Regions from separate parts of the Mus musculus genome. Here all the other regions are linked to region 3. The links are chromatin loops, found by intact Hi-C in ENCODE. Cell type or tissue: heart. All regions are shown on one strand. Region 1 has its middle 9.9 kb from the start of Gm3596. Region 2 overlaps Rad51b (RAD51 paralog B). Region 3 has its middle 33 kb from the start of 4933435C09Rik. Region 4 overlaps Gm46361 (a long non-coding RNA gene). Region 5 overlaps Rad51b (RAD51 paralog B). Region 6 overlaps Zfp36l1 (zinc finger protein 36, C3H type-like 1). Region 7 overlaps Gm36660 (a long non-coding RNA gene).

Region 1 (4,000 bases), 130 kb after region 3:
CTTCAAAAGAAACAAGACAGGGACCTCCCTTCATACTTTCCTGCCCTGCTGAGTAGCCCTGTCCTCTCGCCGAAGCCTGGAGTTTGTGCTATCAGCTGCATTTTGTGTCCTGTATAAACACAGGGCTGGTAATTAGCACCGGAAATACGCTTTGTGAGCACAAGCCTGTGGTATGGGGAGCTGCCAGGCTTCTCTACCTGAAAATATTCACAGGATCTCAAACCATTTTTTTCCCCAGCATTTTCCCTGCCCACTTGAGTAAGGGCACTGCCATGCATGTTATATACAAACATACACACACACACACACACACACACACACACATGGAGAAAAGTTCCCTGGTTCCCACCTTCCATCACAGACAGAGACAACTGCCTTAACCAGGAAACACATCCTTCTCCCCAGAACTTCCTTCCCTTAGTTTCCATATGCCTGCTATTATGCGTGTGCACGTGCACAGGCGAGTGTGCACACACTTTCCCCTTCTCGTCAGACACGTGGAAATCCCTTCCCCCACCAGCCATTGAGCATACCCCACCCCCCTAGTGCAAAGGAACTCCCACAGGAGTCAGAGATGTTTATGTTCCCATGTGTGTGCGCGCGCACATGCTCACAAGGTCTATATTCCAACTGGCTCTGGTCTCAGATTGTTTGCCATTGTTTTGCGCTGGCCTCTACCAGGGTCTGCCTGCAGAAGAAGACAGGAAAGGTTTGTCACCGTGGTTTGTAGCACGTCCCTTGAGTCTAAGGTTTTTTGAAGGATTTTGAAGAAGATGGTTGTTTGAGGTGTGAATGGGCTCAGGGTTACGGGCAGCTATGGGGTGCCCTACCCCATCTCCCTAGGTGCACGAGCTCTCTGGCTGTTTGGAGGATTTCTTTATTGTGCCTGTTGGAGATCAGGCTGGAAGGACAGAGGTTCAGCTCAAGGAGCTCTGGATTCAGATGCTTTATGGCTTCTTTGTGTTCTAGTTGGTATAGGTCCAGACTTCTTGGAGAAAACTATCTTCTAAAAGTGTGGGTGTGGGCAGGCACCAGCCAAACAAACAAGGATGGATTTGGGTAGAAATGGAAAGAGTTAACAATGGGCTCTGAATGACAACTGCCACCCTGGGAAATTGGACCCACCAGAGAAAAACGGATACACAGAGAACTCCCAGCCCCGCCCCCAATACCGCAGATACTGTGCAGGCGGTTTCCAGTCACATAAGATTTAAGTCCCAGGTCCTGATCAACCGAATGTGTCCAAGTTCTTGCTGTATGGATTTGGACAAGAGCTAACAGCTGTGTTGTACTATACACAGTGCGGCTTGCTCACAGTGCAGGGGCAGGCTGCTGACAGATTCTTCCGTACACACTGCTGAGCTGTGGCAAGGGCTGGCTGGAAGTCTGTGGACTCTGCCCATACATAGCCTTTGCTTATAAATTTCTCCCTACTTCCCACCCCAGCAGAGGTCAAAGAAACTCTTGCAAAAAAAAAAAAAATGTAGTGTGCAAGATTGGTAAGAGCAGAGTCAGGAAGTGTGTGTGTGTGTGTGTGTGCATATTTGTATGTCTGTATGTGTCTGTTACCTGTCTCTATCTCTGTGTGTCCATGTCTCTCCATATATCTGTGTGTCTGTCTGTCTCTCTTTCTTGTGAGTATGTGAGTGTGAGTGTGTGTGTATGTGTGTGTGTGTGTAGGGGCGTTCCATGCTGATCCTTCCCTTATATATTAAGAATCTCTGGGGTCCCTTGGCCCTGGTTTGAAAACCATGACTACAGAGAAGATACTTTCTTGGGTACTGGACTTCAGTGACAAGGGCTGCTAGAGACTTTCATGGCAGATGGCATTTTGCATTCTCTTGGCTCAGGTTCTGCTCATGTTAGATGCAGCACAGGGTTGTATCTTAAGTATGTGGCCCCACCCCCTGGCCTTCCATAGGAAATCTGCAGCTCACCAATGGGGAATAACTATAGAAATCTAGAGAGGGCTGAGAAACAAAACTGAATGCCCATTAGGGAGCACCACCACTATCAGAACCATTAAAATATATTCTGTGTGTATGTGTGTGTGTGTCTGTCTGTCTCCTTCCTCTTCTCCTCTCTTACTCTCCCTCCCTCTTCCCTCCCTCCCTCCCTCCCTCCCTCCCTCCCTCCCTCCCTCCCTCCTCCCTCCCTCCTCCCTCCCTAGCTCCCAGCAGGAAATGACATAATTGAAATCAAACCAGAAACTAGCAAAATAGTGTTTCAGTTCCCTTTTCCATCTCTGTAGCAGCCTTAGCCTCCACATCCCAGGGTCATATGATGGACAGCGGCCAGGTTCCTCTGGCTTCCATCAGCAGAGGATCTTGTTGTCCAGTGTAGCTTTATGTAAAATGAGGGACCCAACCTGGGCCTCAGCACTGGTGTGAGAAAGCACACAGAGGAACATGCCCAAGTTAAAGAATACACACGTGGGCACATATACTGTGTGCAGTCAACATGCGAAGATAATTGCTCACTTCTGCCCACATTCATGTGGGTGTCTTCTGACACCCCATGTCCTGAAATGTCTCAACCAAAGACTTTGGTCTCCTATGCTGGAGATAGCATCCAAATGGATGTGCAGAACAAGGCTGTGCTTCCAGGTCCAGCTCTGGATTCTGCCTGCCTTGAGGAGAATTGCCAAAGCTTTTGGTACTGGAATGTGTCCATGCCTAAAATCAGGGGTATTGTTAACGTGGCCCAGAGACTTCAGAAGGGCCGGGATGAAGATGTAATTAGAGCCTATGAAGGCTTTCCACTTCCTGGATAAAAGGCAAGGCTGTGTGGCATTTTACTATCTACCTACCCTGGCTTTTATATTGCTCCACCTCCTCTGTCTTCCTTTTGGGGGGTCTGCATAAATTTTACTGGGTATTCATTTCAAAATAGACCTATTTCTACCTTAGGGCACAATTTCATTTGCTGTCTTAGAGAATTTCTTTCTAGAACCTTGATAGTCCTGAAAGGTCTACCCCCACCACATGCAAAGAACAACCCACCTCCCCCACCCTGTGGAAGAAGAGGCCTGGGTGTGATAAGTCACTCCCATTGGTGACACTTGATTTTGTCACGCTGCTTGAGCTCAGTCTATAGTGCCACGTGTGTTGCTGGAGAATCTTGTCACCTCAAATGTTCTGTCACCTGTTGTAAAAGGAAGATGACCTCACTCACCTCACCAGGTCAAGTGACATAAAGAGCCAAATTTAGCGAGTAGCGGTGGTTTCTGGCTGCTCTCTCTTTACCATCTGGCGCAGAGGAATAGGGGTGAAAAGACCCTTTTGCTCCTCCTCCTGGAAGCCCTCTGTCTAGCCTCGAACCCATTTTGATAGCAATACCACCACTTGGTTGAGTCTAGGCTGTTCTCATCTCAGTTTCTCCCAAATACTCAGCCCATCACTCCCAGTGCCTTCTCCTCCTCCATGTAGCAATTCCAGGGCCCCCAAGTCATATCCCCATTCTACCCTCCCTTCAAGCCCAGTCCCAAGAGTGAGAAAGCAAAGAGCTCTTGTATTCTTTTGAGCAGGAGAAAGTCCGTTGAAAGTGGCTTTGCTTTGTTGTGCCCACTTCAGAAAAAGATCAAACTGCAGGCTCCACGAAGAAGAAGGGAGGCTTCAGGCAGGAGGAGGAGGGGCAAGCCTAAGCAGGGGGTACAGAGGCTCTCACAGAGCCTGAGGGGACAAGATCCTTACAACTAACCAATATATGGCCTGCTCACAGATGGTCTCATTACCCCAAACCAGCCTAGACAATACAGCTAGAACGTTTCCCAGCAGATAGATAGGCAACCATCTAGTCTGAGGAACTGAGTTAGCAGTATCTACATAGGACCCCTTCCCTTCCTGAGAGTTCTTGCCTTTCAGGTTCCCAGGGAGGAGCACAGAGCACATGCAAGGAAGCCCTTGAATAGGCACTGCTTCAATTCAAGCCTTGGATGCTTAGGAGGGGCCTCGGCATCCCACAAATCCCCCAGTGCACAAAGCTTTGAGGCCAAGTGTTC
Region 2 (4,000 bases), 610 kb after region 3:
ACTCCTCCTAACTCTTACCTAGAAGCCAGTTTTATCTTATTTTCTTCTCATTGTTATTTACTAATTTTTACATTTTTATTTCGTGTGTATATGTAGTATATGCATGTGTGTACATGAGTGTACATGGGTGAGAGCCACCCAGATGCCTATGGGAAGCTAGAGGTTGACTCTCCGGTCCCTTGCCTCAGTCATACTGCCTCACTTTTGAGGTAGGTCTCAGCAAACCTAAAGCTCACTGTTTTGGCTGAAATGGCTGGCCAGCGAGCTCCCAGGATCCCCCTGTCTTCATCTCCCAGCACTGAGGTTACCAGAGCACACCACCACGTCCAGTTTCTACATGAGATTAGAGGATAAGAACCCAGCTCTTCATGCTTGCATGTTGAGCGACTTCCCCAGAACCATCTCCCTCCCTGATTTCATACTTCAACGGTCAGGGAGAAAGTCATAATTCAACTGTTGAAGGAGCAAAGCATGAAAGTCTTGTTTTCCCCTTGGATAAAAGACATATATCCAAAAATATTAATATATTAATGTGTCTAAGGTAAATATGATTCTATCTTTCTCTTTGAAGAACTTTCAGTTCCTTGGCCTACCCAGGAGATAGTGACTGAAGCACATCTTCTCTGTCTATCTATCTCCCTCTCTTGTGATTATACATGCATGTATGTAGAGGCCATAGGTCAATCTCAGACATCCCTCGGGTGATCCACTTTGGTTTTTAAGACAAAGGTCTCTCATTTGGCCCAGACCTAATAAATGTGGCTAGGCTAGCTGGCCAGCAATGCCCATGAACTTCCCTGTCTCAGTCTCCCCCGAGCTGAGATTATGATCGCAGGTTACTACACCCACCTTGTCCTGTGAGTGCTGCAGGTATCATTAGGATCCTTAGGACTACACAGCAAGCACTTTACTGACCATTTCCCTGGGGTTTTCTTTTTACCGACATCAAGGCATCGGGCATCCAAAAAACTCTGTTGAACATTTAATAATTTTAAGGTCTTTAATGGTAACACCCATGTTAGTTTTGACCGCTGTTGTTTGCCTGGCATACAGCATGCCTGGCACACAGTATGTGCTCAAAATCTGTAACTTCAATCCACAGATGAAATTCCTACAGTAGCTGCAGTTCAGACTCAGTATGAGAACTTAGCAATCTACTAAGCATCTGAGACAATTTATCGAGAAAGGGGGATAACAGTTCTCATAGTTATTACAAAGATTAAACAAGTTCTACCACATAAAACATAGAAGATCACAAACACACACGTACATACATATACACACATATGTACACACACACATATGAGCTGGAAAGATGACTCAGTCACTGAGAGCACTGGTTGCTCTTCTAGGGGATCTAGGATTTGATTCCCAGACCCGCACTGTAACTCTAGTTCCAGGGATCTGGCACCCTCCTCTGGCCTCCACAGGTACCAAACATACACACAATGCATACACATACAAGCAGGAAAAACACCCATTCACATAATAAAATAAAATAAAATTTAAAACTAAATTATCCTTAATGTGACCCATGCTACTTGAATGTGTATTTAATGTGAAAACTTGAATTTAAAAATGTGACTACATTATAATTGATGTCATTCAATTTAACTTCATAACCATATTTTTATTAGATAACAAAAAAGGGCCAGAAAAAACTAGGAAGAAATGGAAATATTAAAATACAAAGACAATTAGGGGGGAACCCTCATACATAAGAAAATGTCTTAAAAGAAAATAACTCCTTTACATTTTATAGCTTGAAGCACAAGTAATAATTTCCAAGTGACAAAACTCACACAAATAGAGCAGCTAAGACATTGATTTTTACTGAAGTTATACTCTAGCTCTACCCCCCAAAATTTACTTCTTAAAGGCACTTACATGGATACAAAGTCCTAGGGGCGGGGCTTATCACAATGCACGTTAATCTCTCCTTCCACCCCTACCCCTACACTAGCTTCTTTTAAAAATAAGCCTACAGCGCCATCTACTGTGTCTGCTCTATCACAGCTCTTTTGACCAGCGAGCACTGCAGAAATGAAAACTGAGACTGTCACTTGAAAATCTTCTTCCAGAACAACAATATCAACCAACCAGTTTCCCCAGAGCTCCCAGGGACTAAGCCATCAACCAAGGAGTACACATGGCTCCAGCTGCACACGTTGCAGAGGATGGCCTTGTCATGCATCAATAGGAGGAGAGGTCCTTGGTCCTATGAAGGCTCGATAGATGCCCCAGTGTAGAGAAACTGAAGGTGGGGAGGTGGGAGTGGGTGGGTGGGCGGGTGGAGGAACACCCTCATAGAAGTGGGGTGGGGGGTGGGGTAGGATGGGATAAGGGGTTTCCGGGGGCGGGGGAGGGGAGGGGAACCGGGAAAGGGGATAACATTTGAAATGTAAGTAAAGAAAATATCCAAGAAAGAAAAGAAAATCTCCTTCCAAAGAAATGAAAGAAGCCCTTCTTCCCCCAGCATATACATTTATATAATATTCTTAGGCTTTTCTTTCCCCCTCCTTACTAAATAGAACTGACCATTAAAAAAAAAAATTCACAGTAGAGACCAGATAGCTCCTTTGTATGCTAAAGGAACAGCAATAATGATCTTTGTTGTTGCTGCTGCTGCTGCTGCTATTGTTATTGATTTGCCTTTGCAGTGCTGAGGAATCAAATCCAAAAAATCTCTATATTAGAGAAAAAGAAAATAAGCTACTGAGGAATTATTAAATATTTTGTTCAAGTCACAGAGCTAGTGAATGACCAGACACTCAGAGTAAATTTTTACACACAATATTTGTGTTACTGTCAGTGGATTCCCACTAATCACACTCTGGTCTCCAGAACTTCAGAGAACAAGCTCTACACGATGCTATTTATTCATTTCCCACATTCTAGCACCATTCCACCTTTCCAGTGTCCTTGTCAGGAGTCGGAGTATAGTCTACATCTACTTTTAGAAACTATTCTCTTGTGCTGAGAATGTACTAAAATACCTAGGCCCTACCCTGAAGGTTCTAATTCAGTGTGTCAGAATCAAGAAGTCGTTTTGTCTCTTTGTTTCTTTCGGGTTTTGCAATACTGAGATCAAACATTGACCTAGTGCACGCTAGGCAAGAGCTCTATCACTGAGCTACATCACCAGCCCTACAATATGAAATCTTTGTTTTTAACAAGTGGCCTCCAATGAACCTGGCGGAACCAGTCTGAGGCCTTGCATTTAGATCCATGGAGATTGGGGTGTGTGGGGTGGGCGGTGGCTTGGGCTATTCAGTCAGAATATTACTCACAAAAGAATTCCTCTACTTTTGGGTAAAGCTTCTCCTGATTTTTCAATTTGAAGTGTTTAAACTTAGAGAACTGTGAAAATACAAAGGTGTCACAAAATTAAAACATTTGAAGGACTCTTATTATGACTTTTGAAAGAAAGTATACAATTGGTAAATGCAAAACTTTAAATTGTTTTGTAATAATCTCAGAAGAGTACGGAAGGAATGAAGTCTTCCTGTTCTGTATACAAGTCCTTTTCTGGCCCTCTAAACACCTGACTCTCTACAGTGGTTTTCCAAAATCACTCCAGGGATTCCAACTCTCGGAGGTGAGGGAGCCCAAGAAGCCAGCCCCATCTTCTCCTTGCTTAGTTAAAACAAAGGTTCCATGACTCTCCTCCCCTCTCCAGCCCCCTTGACTCCTGTTTGTGTGTTTCGTGTGAGTTGTTTACGACCACACAAATCCTTTCCTAATGCAAGGATACCTACAGCCTGCCAGCCCTCAGTGCCTGTGACAGTGTCTCTCTTACGTTTTCAACTCCCAGAATCTTTGTAGTTTCTAGGCACCAGTGTACTAAGGGACTCTCTAAGTAGTGTACAACATCCGGCTTTTTCTAATAATGCTTGAAGATGGAAAAGGAGATTGTGGAAGAGGTGTGGTGTGTGGACCTGGGGCTGGGGCTCATTGGTAATGTGCTCTTGACATGTATAATGCAATGGTTTCAATCCCA
Region 3 (4,000 bases):
TCATTCAATCACCCTAAGTGGAATCTGATCTTTATCTTGGGATAAACATTCCAAATGGAAGGTGAGTGCTGCCAGATAAGGGAGATAAGAAAGCCATATGGCCCTGTCACTGCAGGCTCCCTGGAGCTTATTCCTATAAGGATTAATGAGTCTGAAGGGGGATCTTATAAAGTCCTGTCTCTTGAGAAGGCAGAGCCTCCCAAGCCCCTATGTGGGCATGTGCACTGTCCGCAGACATAAAAGGCTAGAACTCAGACCTTGCTATTGCAGCCCTCTGGTCTTACTAGGGACCTCCTGCCTGCTCTGTCCATCTCTCTTCATTGCAAAAGCTTCACTATTACCAATGTTTATAACTCTACTGAGGATCCCAAACCCAGATTCCCACCTTGATGTAGGAATTCCCTCTGCCCACCTGCATCCCTGTTCAGGGCCCTGACCAGTAATGTCTGCCAGGATGGTAGGGGAGGGGCATTTTCCAGGTTGAGGGTTTTCTCTGGGTCTGTTAGGGCCTGGAGACGCAGGGAAGCTTGCAATCCCAGGCCTGGGGGAGGGCAGGTAATATGAACTCCCAAGAGAAAGGGATCTGGGGCAGAGGAGAGAGGGAGGGGAGAAGGCTGGCTTTCCAGCATGTTCTCTATACCCTGGTATCGAGAGGCACTCCATCCTTCATTCCTCTGGCGCTACTGCTCCTGCATAGCTGTGCTGACTCACAGTGGACATCAAGGTTCACAAGTGACTGTTCCCAGCGCTGGGGCAACTTCCAAACTGGGTCATGGTAACCAATGGTAACCGGAAGAATAGCCTATAGAGTCTGAGTGTCCCCATAGCTCTCTCTACAGACAGAGTAAGTAAATTTTACCAAGAAGGGAAACTGAGGCTCAGAGAGGCTGAGAGGTTGCCTGAGTCTGCATACGCAATAAGCGCTGCTGCGGCCAGTTGTCAAACCCTGAAGGTCAAACCTCAGAGTCACAATCTTGATGCAGAGAGGGGCCCCGACAGACACTCAGTGACTATTTCCTGTCTTCAGCAGCTTTGGTCAGTGGCGGGGAATCAGAAAGGCACTTGCCCAGACTCTCCCAGCCCTCACGTTGGACAGCCTCAAGTTAATGTGGACAGTTGTGCCTGACTGTCAAGCAAGCCAGTCTGAGCTGGATTCCATACTTTACTTGCTGAACAATCCAAGCCTACTGCTCTCTGAACAGCCCTGGCCAGGAAGAGACCACCCCTGGATCCGGAGTCCGGCGCATGGCAGGGGGAGTAGGAAGAGCTGAGGAGGGAGTGTGGGGCCCCAGAGTTCCAGCGGTGGGTTTCCCTGCTTCAGGCTTGCCCTGGCCAATGGTCTTGCTTTCAGGCTTCTCTGTGCTCTGAGCACATCTAAACATTTGGAGAAAAACAAGAAAGTGAACAATAGGCGCTTGTGGGCTGGAGAACAGGGCTGACTTCCCCCTGGGACCCGGGCGCTGTTCGTAAGCTGCCCCAGCTGCACTCTCACGGTTGGGATGTCACTGGGGCCTGGCTGAATTACAGCCTTGTCCTCCATGGGGCCTGCTACCAACTCCTTTCATACCCGGGGAATGCAAATGTTGGTAGGGGGATCTGGAGCTGTGTAGAGACAGAAAGCTTGCTTTCCTGCCTGGAATTTGGGAAATCAGACAAAAGAACACACACACATACACATACCCCTATTTGGCATGGAAGCTCTGCCAAGCCATGCCCTGACAGTTGTGTCCTAACCAGAGAAGTTTGCCCCACAGGAAAAAAACCAAAACCCCAGCTCTCTATCAAGTGGACTCTGGGCACAGCCCCAAGAAGCTCAGAGTCCACAGGACCTAGAGACAGAATTCCTAATGTGTGCCAGAGCAGTTTCACCAGGAGGTGGTAGCAAAAGTACCCCCATTAGTTATAGCACTGAGGGAGGTGGGCCAAAGGTGCTCTTCTGAGCTGGCTCCTCTGAGGTTTTTAAGACTGTTGCTTCTCACCATTACAGCCTAAGCCACAGGGAATGAGAATGTAGTCAAAGTATCAAGATTAGAACAGAGAAGAACAAAACAGAGCCCAGACCCCCTCTCAGCTAGGGCTGACCAGTGGTATCATTCATACCCAGTAAGTAGGGCTAAGTTTCCCTGTCAAGAGTTCCTCACCTTTGTTCCCAGGACTGGAGGCGGCTTTGAGCAGTGTCCCGTCTGGGTGGCATCCCTGGAACAGGTCTCAGGCCCTGGTGTTTTTGAAGTAGCTGCCCAGACATCCCATCATAGGCTCAGGAGGGTGAATAGCCCTTCTACTCACCCCTCCCACTCCCCAACAATGTTCTGGATCTGAGAGCACTTCTGGGTTGTTTGTGCCCAAGGACAGGAGGAATTTGGCAAGAAGTCTGTGGTTGGAGGACAGTGCATTTACTTTGTGAAAGGATGAGTGAAGGACCATTCGGGGAAGTAGGGAGCACTGTTGTCAGAGTTGGGACTGGAGAGATTAGAATGGGTCAGAGGACTCCTATGAAGGACATGAGTAACAAAATGGGGGGTTCAGAACAAATGGGTTGACCTCTGGAGAGCAAAGGCAAGGCTTTAGTGTCTAAGAACTTCAAAATGGCTGTTAGGTCCCGCTAGATATGTGGTTCCTCCTCTTTCCTGCCCTAAATAGTTTTGGAGACAGAATCGTCTTTTTTTTTTTTTGAACTTTTATGAGTGTCTGTTTGTCTGTCTATATGTATGCACATCACAGGAGTCCCTGTGGAGGGCAGGAGGACTCTTGGGAATTGGTGTTATGAACAGCTGTAAGCTACCACGGGGTAGCTTACCCAAGCCAGGTCCTTTGCAAGAGCAGCAGTGTTCTTAACTTGAGCCACTGCTCCAACAGTGAGACAGTGTTTTTATGCAGCCCAGGCTGACCTCAAATTCTCATTCTCCTCCGTCTGTCTCCAGAGTGCTGAGATTAATGGACTACATTATCACCATACCTGCTCTTAGTCTACTTGTTGGTCACCTGGGACTGTGAAACCTTCGTAGTCTCTGCACTTCTCCTGCACTTCTCTGCACTGTTCCTTTCAGCACATTAACATGAGGCTTTGTTCCTTGTTAGGGAGCTGGGCTGAGTCCCACAGGGGCAGTGTCTCTAGGCACCCTGATCTTCTTGTATTCACTGCTCTCTTGAAAGTTCACTCATCTAACAAGAAGGAGGTAAGCAAGCAGCCTGTATGCATGCTTGAAGGGGACACTCTGTTCCTTGGAAGTAAAATAGCATTACCATTGCTTTTTTTTTTTTTTTTTTTGATTCACAATCTCTTGTATCTTTTCCACCAAGCCTCCCAAAATTTCTATTAAATCAGTGCAGCCTTAAAACTGAGCAAATACAGTAATTTCACTTGCCTTGGAGACACAATCTTTGACCGTGTATGTCCACAGTTTCATGTGGGCTTTCCCAGTGTATTCTTTCCCCTTCACAATTGAACACACAGTTGTCTGGCTTAAATCAAGAGAGCATCTGAGTTAGGCTAACTATTCCCCACTCTTGGCGTTGCCTAATGACTTCCATCTTTGTTTAAGTTACATTAGGTTTGTGAGACCTGCCCTTTTTTATCACCAACATCAGTACTTCAAGTTTCCATTTCCATTCATTCTTATGAAAGAACTCAGGTCAAAATGCAATGAAAATATTCCAAGACTCACACAAGCACCACTGAACGGGCAGCAGGTGATGCTGCAGAAATGGAATTGTTGCTTGGCAGGATGCAGCACCGTGGATGCCTCAAGCACTTGTTCACCGGCCAACCTGGGACAGTCTGAAACCAGAGCTTGTCCCAAGAGCTTGGGATGGTGTTATATAAGTCAAAGGGAAACATACGTCTCTGCCAGAGTCAGAGGTCGAAGCCAAAGGCGACTAGAATGATCTCATCTTAGGAAGCACAACAGGTGTAAATCCTGGCACCTCTCGTTTACTTGGGCAAACATTGCCATGCAATGAAGCTGTGGGTGAGGGTTGCTTCCTACAGCAGGGTGCCCTG
Region 4 (4,000 bases), 64 kb after region 3:
TGTCTTCAGACACACCAGAAGATGGCATTGGATCCCATTACAGATGGTTGTGAGCCACCATGTGGTTGCTGGGAATTGAACTCAGGACCTCTGGAAGAACAGTAAGTGCTCTTAACCACTGAGCCATCTCTCTAGCCCAGCAATTTTTATTTTATATATATATATATAAATTGTCTTAAGACAGGGTGTCACTATGAAGCCCTTGCTGCCCTGGTATTTGTTCAGTAGACCAGGCTGGCCTCTAACTCACAGAGATCCTCCTGTCTCTGCCTCCTGAATGCTGAGATTAAAAGCATGCACACCGCACCTGGGTTTTGGTAATATTCTAAAAGATAACATTGACCTTGGCATGTCAAGCCATCATGAAAACACATAGGGTAAAAGTATGAATCAGTCCAGCCAACAGGGACTCAGGACACCCATGAGCATGCTAGAGATGTAAACAGCAGGAGGGAGCGGCTGCTCTCTTGCTGTGCCTGTGCTCCCTGGCATTGGAACATTGCCACACCGCTGCTCTTGACAATAGCTTCAGGGCTGAGTCAGATCAGCCTGAGTGGCAGATCCTACTTTAGTGTGAGAAAGAAATTGCCAAAGGTACAGATTTTCCAACAGCAGTTCAGATGTGTTTCGAGAGTAGTGAGCACTCTGTCCTAGAAGAATCCAGCCCCTGGAAGCTGAATTTTATGACCCAGGCAACCACGGGCTCTCAGATCCTACTACTCGGTGGTTAAAGACTGAAGGGGGGAGATCTGAGTCCCACCCTTGCCCAGCAGTCAGTCACAGGAGTCCCGTGACTGATTTTTAAAGTTGTTTGGCATTGCCCTCTGAGTCTTCACCACCATACCCAGGGCTTTCTGCTTACCGTCATTTGTTATATTACAGGGATTTCAAAGATGGCCAAATTCAACATATGAGAAAGTCAAGGGCTAGTTCAAGGTTATGGCATGCCTGGAGTTTTACACTCAAGGACTGTGTAGGAGCTCCCCAGCAGAAATGCTTGCCTTTGACAGAATAAGGCCACTCTGCTCCCTGGGTTATAATGAGTCTTCCTTGGACTCCCGAACAAATGGCTCTGAAGTCACCTTTTGCTGGAGGAAACATGGTCCTTATAGGCGGGAACTAGAGTGGCCCCTGATAAGGCAGCGCATCCTGTCTGACTCCCCAGCCACACCCTCGCAGCTGGGCCAGCTGTGGTCTTTGCTGACTTCAAAGAAACTGCTTCCCTTGGATCTACATCAAGGACTTAAATGAGAAAAGGGTCCTCTGACCTTTCTAGTGAAGGATGGGACCACCTTTGTAGGGTGTGTGCGTGCGTGTGTGTATTTTTCCGGTCACTATTATGTTTTCACACACTGGATATAAAATATCTCAAAACAATCACCGGAAATAGTCTTTCACCTATGGCCAGAGACTGGAGTCTGGCCCAGTGTGGGAGAGGCTGTGCTCCCCTGTTGGAACCGGGGGCCATGTAAGCATACTAGCAAAGGTGGGTGGCCCAGGTTTCAAACTTTCATTCTGAGGTACCCTCCTCCAGGAGTGCATGGTTTCTGATTGGATATGGCTTCTTGCCCACCATCGTGTTCTCCTTGAGAAATGTCCACCTAGGAGAGAGACCTTGTTCTCAGACCCATAATCTGCCTTGTTCTCAAGGTTTTCCACTTCAGCTGCAACCCAACCTGACAATCAAGAGCATTCCAGGCCTGAAATCCAGCCCTATCCTGGTATCTTGAGAAGGTGCTTTGTGGTGGTTGTGGTCGGCCGTGTGGGGAGACAGTGGGATTTCCACCCATTCTGAGGTTAAGGCTGCTGGGTGCTGACCGTGGGAAGCTGACAGACTCTGTGGCAGTAAGGGCTGAAAATACTTCCCCAACCCACACCACCCTCAAGCCTTTAGGAAAGGGAGCAGATCCCACTCGGCCTTGCAGGCCTGAGCTGCAACACCAGGCTCAGCAGGCTCTGTTACCAGAAAGTGCTAACAGGGGCAGCCCAGGCCTCTGTGAGAGACCTCCCTTGAAAGGATCCTGGCCAGTCCTCTGGCCAATACCCACTGAGAGGCAGAGAACAACCACGAAGGAAGAAATGAGAAGCCTGAAGGTTTATAGGGAGGCTATTTGGCCCTACCCAGCCTCTCTGTGGGCTCTCTCAGCCACTATCCATAGAGCTTGAGGTTTAAAGAATGCAGGGAAGAGAGAACAGGCCCCAAACTGATTAGGACCCAACTTTCCAAACAGACACAGGTCACCCTCTTCCTGCCCCAAACACCAGGCAGAGCAAATGCTATTAATAACTGCAGCCTCTCTCCAGGCCACGAGGGCTGAGCCTGCTCCTCCAACTCGGCCAGCTGTTCTGAAACAGGTTTGGGAAAGTAATCTTTGGCACGTAATGAAAAGGGTGTGTAAGGGAGGGGGGTGCCCAAGAGTTCTCTATCAGGGCCAATATTATTTTTAATTGCCGAGAATCAGCCTGTGGCCGTTACTCAAGGCTGCAGAGACCGGGTTTGCCAGGGATCGGAAACCAACTTCAAGAGGAGTTGAAAAGCTCATTCCAAAGACTGTTCATTACTGAGCTGTGGCTTCTTGTGGAAAATCAGGTTATGTCTTGACGTTTGTACAATCCATTCTCCATGCCACCTCTCTCCCCCCTGTATCCCGCCGAGAGAGTGAGCGAGCAGTGAATTTGAGTTATCTGGGAATTTTAGTGTCTGACCCCCCCCCACAACCTCCACCCCACCCAAAGCATGACCGATGGCCCATTTTTCAAGCCAAATCTTGCCCCATGTAGGCAGCTGTCATGGAACCACAGAAAGTACTTGAAGGAGCACAAGCAATGGCTGGTTCTAATCTGGAGGGGGAAGAATATGAATTAACAAGGCAGTTCCTTATGGAAGAATGTTTTCTTTTCTTCAGCCTCAGCCTGCATATTTTCACAACATGTGTACTCTGTTACCTTGTCACTTCCCTGTTTTCTTTGGGTAAATAACTGGGCTCTGGACTTCAGGAAGAAAGAAAGAAACCCAGCCCAGGAGTGTCACTAAGGCAGGCCTGGCTAGCTGAACTAGCAGGGAGGAAGGAGTCTGTGCTGAGGGCCAAGGCAGCTTGTGCAGACTCAGTCTGGCCGGCCTAGCAGGGGCTGTTCACTGATCTCTACAGGTACTGGTGTGGGAGTGAGAGACCCGGGCACTGAACTGCCCAGCTGGGCCCTGTGCTTGGCAGACCTCAAGGCTGCAGGAAGTAAACAACTCTCCTTAGCTGAGTCAACTGTGAAGGCCTCTCTGAACCCAGCAGAGTCAACAAGGCTCACAAAGGCTCTTCTGCCAACTCTGCCCTTCCACTGGCCAGTGAGGCAGCAGGGATGAGAGAGGCCACTCTTGTGGTTCCCAGCAGTGAACCAGGGAGGAACTGGCAGGAGCCAGGGCCTTCTGTGGAACATGGGATAGGCTCTTCCTCCAGATCGAGAAAGTGTTTGGATGTGTTGGTGATGGAGTCCCGTGCAGATGTCCAAAGGCTTCTGTTCTTGTCTTCCAGGGATGCTGGGCTTTTCACTTGAACATTCCCCTGTGGTGTCTGTCACCTACTCCAGAAGAGGTAGAAAATAAATAAATAAATAAATAAATAAATAACCACTGGGCCACTAACTGGATGTCTTTCAAAGTTGCACTATTAAAGAAGGCATGAGATGATCCGTTGTGGGTTCCTTTAATGAGTGAAGATCTTTTCATTATAGAGCAGCAATGACTCTTTTTGATTTTGATTACATTTTTATTTCTTCATCTGTGCACGTGTGGGCACACATATAGGCGGTGGTCAGGAGACAGCTTGCAGAAGTCAGTTCACTCCTTCCACCACTGGGTCCCAGTGAGTCAAAGTTGGGGTGGTCAGGCTTTGTGCAAACCCCTAATCCACCCAGCTACTTCACCAGCTGAGTAACAGCAACTCTTACTTACTCAGCTCTTCACCACTGATAGTCAGAGAAGAAAATCAGAATTAGAAATGATGGATGA
Region 5 (4,000 bases), 290 kb after region 3:
GGTGATCCAGAGCCCTCTTCTGGCTTCTGTGGGCATCAGATATACATATAGCACATCTACTCATGCACAGGCAAAACACTCATACACACAAAATAAAATAAAGTAAATAAAAAGAGAGGTATGTGGGATATAGCTCAGTGCTGTGGGTGTGGGTGCTGGGATGCTTCAGAGTGGACAGAGTGTGCCAAGGCCATGGGTTTAATTCCAATACAGAAAGAAAGAAAGAAAGAAAGAAAGAAAGAAAGAAAGAAAGAAAGAAAGGAAGGAAGGAAGGAAGGAAGAAAGAAAGAAAGAAAGGAAGGAAGGAAGGAAGGAAGGAAGAAAGGAAGGAAGAAAGAAAGGAAGAAAGGAAGAAAGAAAGGAAGGAAGGAAGGAAGAAAGGAAGGAAGAAAGAAAGGAAGAAAGGAAGAAAGGAAGGAAGGAAGGAAGAAAGGAAGGAAGAAAGAAAGAAAGGAAGGAAGGAAGGAAGGAAGGAAGAAAGGAAGGAAGGAAGGAAGGAAGGAAGGAAGGAAGGAAGAAAGAAAGAAAGAAAGAAAGAAAGAAAGGAAGGAAGGAAGAAAGGAAGGAAGAAAGAAAGGAAGAAAGGAAGAAAGGAAGAAAGAAAGGAAGGAAGGAAGAAAGGAAGGAAGAAAGAAAGGAAGAAAGGAAGAAAGGAAGGAAGGAAGGAAGGAAGGAAGGAAGGAAGAAAGAAAGGAAGGAAGGAAGGAAGGAAGGAAGGAAGGAAGAAAGGAAGGAAGGAAGGAAGGAAGGAAGGAAGAAAGAAAGAAAGAAAGAAAGAAAGAAAGAAAGAAAGAAAGAAAGAACCCTTCTTTAGGGAGATTTCATAAAAGATAATGATGATGATAATAATGATGAAGACTATGTAGATGGTTCTAAGCATAGACAGAACTCTTTCCCCTTCACCAAATCGGTACTTTTCATCTCTGAAAACACTGAAGCTAAACCTAGCAGGAACAATGCAGCCTTACAATCTTGAAAGATTCAGTGCTGCTTACAGTCCATCTGGTCCCAACTCCACGCCTCACCTTCCTCTGCATTTCATCTCTGTGTCTGTCTTTCCTTCCTACTTGATAACAAACATTTTTACCTTTGGCTCTCCCCTTTTATGACTCAGTGTTCCGAACTGAGATAAGAATGAATAACGGCCACCCTGTGGCTACTTTCAGTGCCAGGGCCAGTGTCACACAGTTGAGCTGGCTCAACAGTAGAGAGCAGACACCCTCACTTGATGAAGCTTTCCATCAGACCAACGGACACAGGGCCAACCTGAGTTTTGCTCTAAGAATGGCTTCCCTATTCCACAACCAAGATAACTCTTGGAAGAATCTGCTGACGTTTCTAAGAACACCTATCTACTGGTGACACAGGAACCTCACAAAAAGTGGAGACTGAGAAACTGCTGCAGACCCCTTGTTTCCTAAGAGTCTTCCCTCTGAGGACTGCCTGTGAATGGGCCTCCGTGGCTGCTTTTCCAATAAGAGTGCATTTGGTTTCCATTCAATTTCATACCAGAGATTAACCCTTAGCAAGATGGGCAATATTAGGCTCCGTGGTTCAGAGGATGGCTGACTTGGGTGGCAGGAAGCTGAACAGTCTACTCTGGAGAAGAAAATGTCTGTGGGTAGCAGGCTTCATTCCCAAGCCTTAACAAAACAAAGCACATAAACAATGCAGTTACAAATGCCAGTGAAAGAAAAATCAAGGGATAATCGCAAGTCATCGTACCGGGAAGGGCCCACAAGAAATCTTCATTTGACTAAGTCGGAAGCCTTGTTTCTTAAATAGTTACATAACCCCTAAGACACTGTTATGTAATATGGTCTAAGGGCAGAGTAAAGTATTTGGAAATATCTCTTGTAGAGCCTTGTATTATCTTCAGTAATGAGAAAATGAATGGGCGTTTGTTTGTTTGTTTGTTTGTTTGTTTTTGTTTGACGTGGCAGCCTTAAGATTTGAAGGTTTGTTAGGTGGAAAAGATAGAATGGGACCCAACTTGAGTTTCTCTGGCAAAGAAACGCCCCAGGACACTGGTTCACGTCTCAAACCAGACACAGACTTTCTATCAGTGCAGTTTGTCAAACGCTGTACCAGGCACACTTCCTTCTCCCCCTGACAGAAAGGAAGGCAGGCTGGATAAGCTAACACAGTGGAAGTGTTCTGACACACAAAATGTCCCAATGGTGTGTCCTCTGTGGTAACAAACAAACAAGGCCGAGCTGGGAATTATGTAAGGCTATCTTCGATACTATTTAGAAAACAAGGGGAAAATGCCATCTGCCCCGAGTTCCTCGAGAACATCCAATCAAGGGCCCGGGCAGGCTTCCTGGCTTCAGACTGGCTATAAATAAATTTAATAAGGATGAAAAAAAGTCACAGCATCATTTACAGTTCTCTCTCGTCTCCAGCTGACAAAAATCCAGTCCAGATGTTTGTCCTACAAGATCAACAGTAACTGTGTGGAACTCCCTCTGGAGTAAGAGAGCTCTGGGATTGGTTGGAAAAGAAAGGGAAAGGAGGTTGACAGGGCGGGCGTGGACTAGCCCTGTTTGATACTCACTTGACAGAGACACAGTACTTAACTTATTTTGTGTATAAGTATCCTAGTTTATGTAGCCTTCCCCTTCCTCATCCCTCCTTTCAAAGCCACGGGGACTTGGCTTGTGAAGCCTGCAGTGGTTGTTCCATAACCTTTGCTTTTAAATTAAACAAATGACCTCAGATTTTGGAGCGGTTGTTGACTCGGGGGAAAGTATGCCATTAAAAGCGTGCCAGAAACAGATTTAATTGGTGCATGTCCCAAAAACTGCTCCAAAGAACACAGGCTTCCCGCATATAGATTTCAGGGTACCTACTCAAAGGCCGTGAGGCTTTGTCAAAATTTGAGATGTGAAACAAGCCAGCTGAAAGAGTCCGTATCAAAAGGGTAAATTCAATTCAAGAGATATTAATCTGATTACCTAAGTATGGCTGCGAATCGGATATGGTCCATTGTGCGCTCTTGTTCAACCTGGACAGCTGGAGGAGCCAATGGCTTCCTTTCCCCTGACATATAATTAAGTTTTAAGAGCCGATCAAGTTACGGATACCAAGTTTTAAGAAATATTTCATTCAGGAGTGGCATTTACAGTGCTTGCCTGTTGCAAGAGTCATTGTTCATTTTACTTCCTTGAGCCATGCTGGAGAGTGTGTGGATCAGGGTGCAGGGGCTCGGTGTTTGTGTTTCAGGCTACAATAACCGCCCTCTGTGCACCTGCCTGGAGGAGAAACCAGTCCAGCCGCCTCCCAAGACAAAAGAGCCCTGTTTTAAGTGCTGAAAACCCAGACATGAACTGACCCTGTCAAATTCCAGTTAGGGGAAAAAAAATCAATATTTTTCATCCAATCCAAGGGAGCTGGTTTCCTTTCCTAGCCACACGTAGTTGGAGCAAGAGTGACTGGCCAACAGGATCATCTCTTTTCTCATGAGTCTCTGCACTCTTCTAGATTCCTGCCCTGAAGGTGGAACTCACAGCCTGGTATACCATCACCTGTCCCTTGGGGTCCATACACCTTTTTTTTTTTTTTCTTACCTCTTTGTCTCCCAGACAGCTCCCAATGCAATCTGACTACAGCCATAGAAGCATACCTTCCCAAAGCAGTGTGTTACCAACGTATGTTGACAAAGATGTCCCCAGTACACACTTGTCACAAACTTCAGGTACACTCACCATTGTAAGAATGCTTGCCAGTAGGCCAAGGGCTAAGACTACACTCTCTCTATTCCTATTATGGTTTTTAATATGAGTTGATCAAAGGCCAGGGCTAATTTTAGATGTCTTCTCTTGATTGTTCAGCTTCGACTCATACTTATTAATATGGAGGATGAATAATTACACCAAACTCAACTAAGAAGCATAGCATCATAGAGGGAATCATTTCTTGAAAAATCTGAAACAGCCAACCAGGTGGGGTTTCTTTTGAGCATTTCACCCAGGTAGCAGATGAGCAACCAGAAAAGGAA
Region 6 (4,000 bases), 140 kb before region 3:
TTTCTAAATCTTAGGTAGTTTGGGCAGGTGACTAGGGCTTGTGGCAGCCTCTGTCCTTGCTCACTCACACACCCCCGCCCCCAATTGACTGAGTCGGGGAGTGTGAGCGTGCTGGTGCTTTCCTTCTCGTCTGCAGCTTTGGTTCAAGATTAAACACTGGTGCTCTTATCCAGAGCTCTCTCGCAGCCAGGAAACCAAGTGCAAAGGCATCTTCCTAGTGAAGGGGGTGGAGAATGCTGGGAGAAAATCCCTCCCAGGGTGTGGGATACCTACCCTTCCCGAACCTTGTGTTTTCAGACACTATATCCCTCTACCCACATCCCAGACTAGGCCCTTCCACAAGCAAGGAAAAAGCACAGTTTGAAAACCTGTTGCCAAAGGAAGGGCACACTTGTGGAAGAGGAAATGGTGGAGAGTGTGGGGCCAGATTTTGTGGGGGTGGGGGTGGCGGGGGGGGGGGGGCGGGTAAGCAGGGACTGATTGAGAGAGGATTTGGCTCATCCTTCCAAACTTCTAAACTAGGTTTACCTGATTCTTTTAGGGGGAGGGAAATGAAAAGGGACTGTCTTGTGTGAAAGGCTCTCTGAGTTGAGGAATGTATAAACGGGGCCCGGATTTTAGAGGGGGGAAAATTAGCTTTAGGGACAGGAGGAAGCTACATATCGGGTCAGCACGGGGCGGGATGAATACATAACTTTTTCTTCCACACACGGCAGGATTTTGCGGTTTCTTATGAGCAGTGCCAAAATAAATCCAGGTGGCTCCTTTTAGAGAGACTGGCCTATCAGATGGAGAGGTGCTGTCCTTTGTGGACACCATGCCCTGGCCTCGTGGATGTCCTCAGTCACTCATCCGTCCCTTTCTTTCCCTCCCCTCCCAGGGTAACAAGATGCTCAACTACAGCACTCCCAGCGCTGGGGGCTGCCTGCTGGACAGGAAGGCAGTGGGCACCCCTGCTGGCGGGGGCTTCCCTCGCAGGCACTCGGTCACTCTGCCCAGCTCCAAGTTCCATCAGAACCAGCTTCTCAGCAGCCTTAAGGGTGAGCCGGCCCCGTCCCTGAGCTCACGCGACAGCCGCTTTCGAGACCGCTCTTTCTCCGAAGGGGGCGAGCGGCTGCTGCCCACCCAGAAGCAGCCTGGGAGCGGCCAGGTCAACTCCAGCCGCTACAAGACGGAGCTGTGCCGTCCCTTCGAAGAAAACGGTGCCTGTAAGTACGGGGACAAGTGCCAGTTCGCGCATGGCATCCACGAGCTCCGCAGCCTGACCCGCCACCCCAAGTACAAGACGGAGCTGTGCCGCACCTTCCACACCATCGGCTTTTGCCCGTACGGGCCCCGCTGCCACTTCATTCATAACGCCGAGGAGCGACGCGCCCTGGCGGGGGGCCGAGACCTCTCCGCTGACCGTCCCCGCCTCCAGCATAGCTTTAGCTTTGCTGGGTTTCCCAGTGCCGCTGCCACCGCCGCTGCCACGGGGCTGCTGGACAGCCCCACATCCATCACCCCACCCCCTATCCTGAGCGCCGATGACCTCTTGGGCTCACCTACTCTGCCCGATGGCACCAATAACCCCTTCGCCTTTTCCAGCCAGGAGCTGGCGAGCCTCTTTGCTCCTAGCATGGGGCTGCCTGGGGGAGGCTCCCCCACCACTTTCCTCTTCCGGCCCATGTCCGAATCCCCTCACATGTTTGACTCTCCCCCCAGCCCTCAGGATTCTCTCTCGGACCACGAGGGCTATCTGAGCAGCTCCAGCTCCAGCCACAGTGGCTCAGACTCCCCTACCTTGGACAACTCAAGACGCCTGCCCATTTTCAGCAGACTCTCCATCTCAGATGACTAAGCCAGGGTAGGGAGGGACCCCCCCCCATGCCTCCTTCACCTCTCCACCCCATCTCTTCCCTTCACCTCCCCACCCCCTAACTTTCCCTCAAACCCCACATTGATACATTTAAGCTCAGCCCCTTTCCCAGAACAACCTTGGTATGTTACCCTCCCCCCACATAAGGACAAGTCAATTTGTTGGTAGCTTCTGGCTTGAAACCCTCTCCCTCCATTTCATAGCCCACTTAACCACGCATAACAGAGTTCCATCTTTTGTCAGTAGATGCCTTTTTTTACCCCCCCCCACCCCCCCCGGCTTAAGCCTTAAGTGCCAAATCACAAAAGAAAAAAAGCAGTAACCGTTTACAGAAGCAACTTAGTGCCTTGTAATCTAACTTTGTCACTGTGACTACATTACCTCTTCAACGCCAGGGGGCACCCGTGGGCCTCCCAGAGCCTCTGCCCGTGGGGTTGGGGGTGGGGGTGGGGTGACCCGCAACCAGCAGCTCCCCCAGCTGGCCACACAAGTGCACCTTTCTTTCGGTCTCCCGCACACTCTTCCTCTTCCTTATAGTTACTCACCTCCCTCAGAGAGTTGTTGCTGGACTTGGGGTTTTTTTGGGGGGAGGGGTCTATTTTGACTTTCAAAACCTTTTACTTCCCAGCCCGAACCCCTGTTGACTAATCTTGCCTGGGTTTGTGTAGGTCTCCAGGGACAAAGGTTGAACAAGTTGGACGAAGGTTTTGACATAAGTGGGACTTCGTGATTTAATTTCTTTCTTTCTTTTCTTTTTTTTTTAAGTGGGGAGGAAGGGGAAACTAGATGGACTATGAGAGACTTGATTTTGGTGCTAAAGTTCCCCAATTCATATGTGACATCTTAAAAATGACAACAAATGAGAGAAAAGCTAAAAACAACAAAAAAAAACATGTAAGGGGTGAGCAGTTAATGGTCTGCATTCCACATACAATATCTGTGTAAAACGATTTCCTGTAGAAGTAGCTTTAATGGATTTTGCTCTAGAATACCTTAGGTCTACCTTAGAGCCCCCACACAATGCTTTTTTCCCTGGGTTTAAACTTCATCTAACTTTCAGAAATTGGAGAGCAAAAATGTTGCTTATCACTGCACATCAATATAAAAAAGCTTATTTAACTTATCAAAACGTATTTATTGCCAAACTATGCTTTTTTTGTTAATTTTGTTCATATTTATCGGGATGACAAATCCATAGAATATATTCTTTTATGTTAAATTATGATCTTCATATTAATCTTAAAATTTTGTGACGTGTCTTTCCTTTTTTCCACAGTTTTAATATATTATTCTTCAACAACATTTTTGTAACTTTACACTTTTTTTGGTTATTTTATTTTAAAAAAATGAAAAATTAATTTAAAAAAATGCAAAAAACTGTTGGATTATTTATTTTAGAAATTCTCCCCTTTGTGTTGGACTGCAAATTGAGTTTCTTTCTCCTTAGGCCTTTCACAGGTAGGACTGAGAATGTATGTATAAGTTCTGTGACAGTACAGAAGGAAAACCACCATTTTATGTATAGCTTCTAAAAGGGAAAACAAAAAAAGAGAAAAACCCTTTGAATTCCATGTGCCCATCTCAAGACATTCCGCTCGCAGATTTGTGGTTCTGGATTCCAGGTTGGAGTTTTCCAATGTTGACATAAACAACTGGCGCACACACATAAAGATGAATGTAATTATTATTCCTCTTGCTGGTCACTACCGTCGCTTTCTATTTCTCTTTCTTTGTGTGAATTTATTTAAAAGAAAAAAAAAACTTTTTGTAACGACTATTTGCAGTTTAAAAATCAATAAACCCCGTTTTTCAAGAAATGATTTGTCTATAGGTTTTTCCTTGGTCTGACACTCCTTGGGGCAACGAGGTGGCTGGTCTTTCATCTTTAAAGCTAAACCCATAACTCTGGATGTTGATGCCTTAAGGTCACTCAGCTTGGGTGGGGCGGAGGTATTTTTTATTTTTATTTATTTTATTTATTTTTTTTTTTTTTTTTAGCAAAGGAGCCTGCAGAGAGCAGGTCCAGGGTATCCTTGCTGACCTGTGTGACCTTGGCTACTGTAGGGAGCTGTGACAGGATCATCCAGTCTTCCCACTATGAACTTCCTTTGGGGGATGGTCAGGGTGCTACTGATAAAGTAC
Region 7 (4,000 bases), 93 kb before region 3:
AGAAAAGGCGTCTGTCGTTCCTCCCCCTCCCCCTGCACTTACTCATGGCCCAAATAGACACATTTCAATACAGCACATATTTCCCAAAACACTGGAACGTGCAGACTAAGTCTCATGTGTGCGGTGAGTAGTTAGTTAATCAGGTTTGCTCCGATTCTGTGGTCCCATTCTCACGACAGCTCCTGGAGCAGCCATCACACTCTATAGAATACAAAGACAAGCAGGTACCCGAGAGATCTGAGTTGAGCAGTGGGGACTACAGAGCCCAGGAGCTGGGGCAGCGGGCAGTGCTCATCTCTAGAAGGGCAGAACCAGAGTGGGAAATAGGGTCATCTGCTGATTCCCAGCTACAGATGCCAGATCGATCACATGTGTCGTCTTTGAGCATCCACAAGGGCCTCTGCATATTTCTTCTCTTGGGACAGTGGGGCCAAAATCCTAGGCAATTTCGTCTAGGATTCCTGATTGGGTGGGGCAGTCTCTGGGTGACAGTAGTTGCTGTCCTTGCACTTCCTGATGTGTAGCCTACCTTCCTTCCTTTCTTTCCTTTCTTCCATAAGATAGAATGCTAGTGCCCCATAGGGTTATTATGAAGTGAAATATAAATGAACACACACGAAATCCAGAGAGCAGCCTTCCTGCGCTGTGGCCCCATCAGTGCTAGCTATTATTATTCTGGTGGGTCGGTTAGCTTTCTTCCATGCTATTCAACTTGAAAAGGATCTGGCACTAGTCAAAGCCTTTGCTCTGAACATGGCACATTTAGGCTCCACCCTAGCCCTGGCCAGTCTCTCAACAGTCAGCTCTTTCTTTAGAGCTAAAAGAAATTATGGAGATGATCCAATGCGGAGTCAACACTTGTGTGTGTTTGTGTGGGGATAGGTTTTTTGTTTTGTTTTGTTTTTTTGTTTTTTGTTTATTTTAGTTATGATATGCAGCAGCATGCCCACCTCTGAGATGATCTATCTCAGAGCTGTGAGTAAAATCTACTCCCCATAGACTTTTTCAGTGTCTGTTCTGGCCACTGAAGCTCTTAACGGGAGTGTGGATGGAGGGTCAGGAGCCAGGGCTCCATCTGCTTGATCGCACGCATGGAGAGAGTATGAAATGTTGGGACTAGGGGCTACAGCCCAGTTCAAGTGTTCTGAGTGTCGGGTTGATTTCACCTTCCTCTCAATGCTTTTGTTGAGAAATTCCTCTGGTTTAGATGTGAACCCTAAAAGGCTCATGTACACTTCTGTGCTTTGTGTTGCTTCATTTTTTTTGCACAATAGTTTCCTGGGGGAAAAATGCAGCCTTGCCACAACAGAGAAAGGCTAGACTGCTGCAGGACAGGGTGGGGGTGGGGCTGTGGGTCAACAGGATCGGGTACTAGAGGGTGAACCGGAGATGTGGCTGCTGAGAGCAGGAGGAACCCAACAGGCCTGGGCTTCCCTGCTGTGTGCACCAATCTGTATTCTCCTAGGGCCAGGGTGAACCTCTGAGTTCTGTGTTAGACCCCAGCTGTCTTCATATCTGGATCAGAACTCTCCTTCCCGGAGAGGGGAGGAGGTGTTTCCCAGCACGGAGACAATCTTTGCACTATTGTCTCAGTGTGAGAGTAAGTTCTTTTCTCAAATGTTCTTGATCAATGGCCATGGTTGGCTGGCTTGGCTGCATACGTGGAAGCATTGATGGTTGCTTAGAAATGTATTCTACTCCTATAGGGGTCAGAATAATGTTTCAGTACCTTAAGGATCTGTACATAGAATTCGCCCCATCTTAAGATACATAGCAGAACTTTTGGTTTGTGAGAAAACCTTTGTATTGATTGCTACTGATGTGCAATGAAGTAAAATTCCTAAACAAAAAACTGGTTTTTAGAGGTTAAGCATTGACATGGGGTTGCTAGATATTTCTCACTTACCAATCTAGTATTTTGAAACAGGATGCCTTGGTCTCCCCAGTTTCTATTTTTATTCCAGAGTTGTTGTTTTTTTTGTGTGTGTGCAGATCTTGGAAGAAACAGCAGGGGGAGAAAAGCAGGTGTTGGCTTAGGGCCTTGAGCTGGGAAGATGGAGACCTTTGCAGCTTTCCACCCCCCACACCCACCCAACGTCTTCCGAGTTTGAGAAAAATGGCTCTCAGCAGCTTGAGCAGCCCTGGTTTTCTGTAGCCCCTTGCTCCTAGCTCCTGCTTGCTGGTTTCAGTGAAGATGTGCAGAGGTGGGAGTGTTCTCCCTGTAGGCCACACTGCTGCTCTTTCCCAATTAGTTCCCCCAGGGAACAAAGCCTTATTTCTTTCCTCTCTTAGTTCCCAGGCACTGTCTGGGGGTTGGGGTAAAACAGCCCCTTGGCAGCTCAGGGGTTAAAGAGAAAACACAGCAAGAGGGGGAAACAAGCCAGACAGCTGCAGCGGCTCCTCAGAGCCCACTCTAGGCTAAACAGAGGCCCCAGCAACTCCTTGGAGACTTGAACCCTGGGCGATGGAATTTTCCCTTGCGTGGAGGCTATTGTCCTCTGGAAAGGGCCAGGGCCAGAGAAGGGCCTGGGGAGCATGGATTCCCCCCGAAGTGGCAGCCAAGGAACTCCTGAGAGCCCAAGGGCTCTGTCTCACCCAGCTGGGCTTGGGTGAAAAAGCAACTGGGGTGCAATCCACCCCTCCTCCTTTGAAAAAAAGGGGGGCATTGTGAGGGGGTGTGTGTGCTCCAAAGGTCTGGGCACCAGTTGTTGCCCTACCCCTCAGCCCCAACCAGCCAGTCACTGGAACAGAATGAAAGGCTTGGTTCCCTTGGCAACCAAAGGGTCTATGGTTTTTCACAGAGTACAAGATGGGCTTGGGGGAAAGACAGGGAGGTGGAATTAGGGGTGGGGAATGGAGGAGGGGGCAGACAGGGAGGGGCAGCCTGTTTACTATAGATGTTTGAGTTTAACTCTCAAGGGACGCTTTTGTAGGTTCTGGCCTGGGAAATATAGGATACCCGGAGTGTGGTGAATGCTCTCAATGGCGGCTTAGTTCTGAGGCACCAAAAAGGTCCGTAACAGGAATGTGTGTGTGTGTGTGTGTGTGTGTGTGTGTGTGTGTGTGTGTGTGTGCACGTGCACAGGCCTCTTGTGGACCTCAGGAGCAGCATAGAGGAATCTCACCTTCAGAGGTAACTAAGCAGGCCCCTGTTGCAGTCGGAGCCCCTGAAGGTGCTGAGGGAAACTCAAGCGCATCAAGAGCTATTTGTGAGGCTGAGATTAGAACAGCAGGCGCCTGTCTCCTGGCCTGATCTCACTCGACCAGACAAAGCTATTTTTAATATCAGGCAGAAGAGTTGTTGAAATGTGGACAAAGAGCAGAACCTGGCTAACTTTGTCTCAAGCACCAGGCTTTGTGAGAGGGGCTTAAAAGCTGTCCACATGGTGGACACAAGCATGGAGGCTCAGTGAAAAGAAAAGATAAGGCCAGGAGACTTGGTCCCAGGACTTTGGGATGTGAGGTCCCAGCACGTCCATAGAAGTGAGAGGGAGGTACTGGGACTCTTGGTGTGATCCTCTCTGGGACCCTAACCTGTGGGGCTTTGACCTGGCACTGACAGACAAACCTTCTATAATGTCTCTGAAAGTGTAGTGTGACATCTTCCAAAGGAGACTGAGGGTGCATAATAAAGAGCATGCATGAGTGGTGTAAGTCAGCACACTATTTAGGAGTTTTAAAAATATGTACACATGCGTGCGCACGCGCGCACACACACACACACACACACACACACACACACACACACACACCAGGGGCTGGGGATGTAGCTCAGTAGGTGGAGTGCTTACCTAGCATGCAGGAAACCATGGGTTTGTTCTCTACCACCACACACACTGGGCTTGAATGGCACAAGCCTGTAATCCCAGTATTGTGGTGGTAGGAACATCACAGTTGGGCTATCCTTGACTCAGGGCCAGCCTGGGCTATATGAGAACTTGTCTTAAAAAGAAAATAAAAATCAAAGCCAAAAATCAACCTTCCTATTTTAGACAGACAG

Evidence for each region. Hi-C counts contacts between places; a loop is a spot of excess contacts. Peaks named below come from ENCODE experiments on the same cell type or tissue, not always from the same donor. Only the 100,000 strongest peaks of a DNase experiment are listed, where the experiment ranks them.
Region 1: a loop joins it to region 3, with 1.9 times the contacts of the local background. A loop is called at or near these places in 5 of 42 quality-filtered maps.
Region 2: a loop joins it to region 3, with 2.3 times the contacts of the local background. A loop is called at or near these places in 3 of 42 quality-filtered maps.
Region 4: a loop joins it to region 3, with 2.2 times the contacts of the local background. A loop is called at or near these places in 3 of 42 quality-filtered maps.
Region 5: a loop joins it to region 3, with 2.5 times the contacts of the local background. A loop is called at or near these places in 2 of 42 quality-filtered maps.
Region 6: it touches region 3 in a loop (2.5-fold over the local background); 18 of 42 quality-filtered maps call a loop at or near these places.
Region 7: it touches region 3 in a loop (1.8-fold over the local background); 4 of 42 quality-filtered maps call a loop at or near these places.

What each region holds. Positions count from the first base shown.
Region 1 is chr12:79,839,768-79,843,767 of GRCm38, reverse strand. It overlaps a transcript of Rad51b not described here. Among named protein-coding and RNA genes, the nearest start is that of Gm3596, 9.9 kb to the right of the region's middle. In heart, no CTCF peak of the experiment used is centred here; DNase peaks (open chromatin) are centred at 527 and 2,287; H3K27ac peaks cover 4,000 bases.
Region 2 is chr12:79,356,994-79,360,993 of GRCm38, reverse strand. All of the region lies in intron 7 of Rad51b (RAD51 paralog B), which reads right to left. Among named protein-coding and RNA genes, the nearest start is that of Rad51b, 62 kb to the right of the region's middle. In heart, CTCF peaks have their summits at 1,416 (motif pointing left) and 2,012 (motif pointing left); a DNase peak (open chromatin) is centred at 2,033.
Region 3 is chr12:79,967,852-79,971,851 of GRCm38, reverse strand. No RefSeq gene overlaps it. Among named protein-coding and RNA genes, the nearest start is that of 4933435C09Rik, 33 kb to the right of the region's middle. RefSeq lists an enhancer at 1-3,222. In heart, a CTCF peak has its summit at 1,867 (motif pointing right); DNase peaks (open chromatin) are centred at 1,411, 1,721, 2,941, 3,791 and 2 weaker places; H3K4me3 peaks cover 361 bases; H3K27ac peaks cover 3,438 bases.
Region 4 is chr12:79,904,320-79,908,319 of GRCm38, reverse strand. It overlaps Gm46361 (a long non-coding RNA gene), which reads right to left. Exons shown (of 2, transcript XR_001780641.1): 2 at 3,738-4,000. Among named protein-coding and RNA genes, the nearest start is that of Gm51985, 4.2 kb to the left of the region's middle. In heart, a CTCF peak has its summit at 2,325; DNase peaks (open chromatin) are centred at 479, 1,179, 2,399 and 3,129; H3K27ac peaks cover 3,375 bases.
Region 5 is chr12:79,674,246-79,678,245 of GRCm38, reverse strand. All of the region lies in intron 8 of Rad51b (RAD51 paralog B), which reads right to left. Among named protein-coding and RNA genes, the nearest start is that of Gm36048, 120 kb to the left of the region's middle. In heart, no CTCF peak of the experiment used is centred here; a DNase peak (open chromatin) is centred at 2,385; H3K27ac peaks cover 1,828 bases.
Region 6 is chr12:80,107,429-80,111,428 of GRCm38, reverse strand. Zfp36l1 (zinc finger protein 36, C3H type-like 1) reads left to right here. Exons shown (of 2, transcript NM_007564.5): 2 at 881-3,669. The coding sequence ends at 1,840. Among named protein-coding and RNA genes, the nearest start is that of Zfp36l1, 3.6 kb to the left of the region's middle. In heart, CTCF peaks have their summits at 968 and 2,362 (motif pointing left); DNase peaks (open chromatin) are centred at 38, 938, 1,618 and 2,308; H3K4me3 peaks cover 2,415 bases; H3K27ac peaks cover 2,397 bases.
Region 7 is chr12:80,061,256-80,065,255 of GRCm38, reverse strand. The region is part of intron 3 of Gm36660 (a long non-coding RNA gene); the gene reads left to right. Among named protein-coding and RNA genes, the nearest start is that of Gm36660, 23 kb to the left of the region's middle. RefSeq lists an enhancer at 146-4,000. In heart, a CTCF peak has its summit at 2,021; DNase peaks (open chromatin) are centred at 2,435, 2,765 and 3,285; H3K27ac peaks cover 3,735 bases.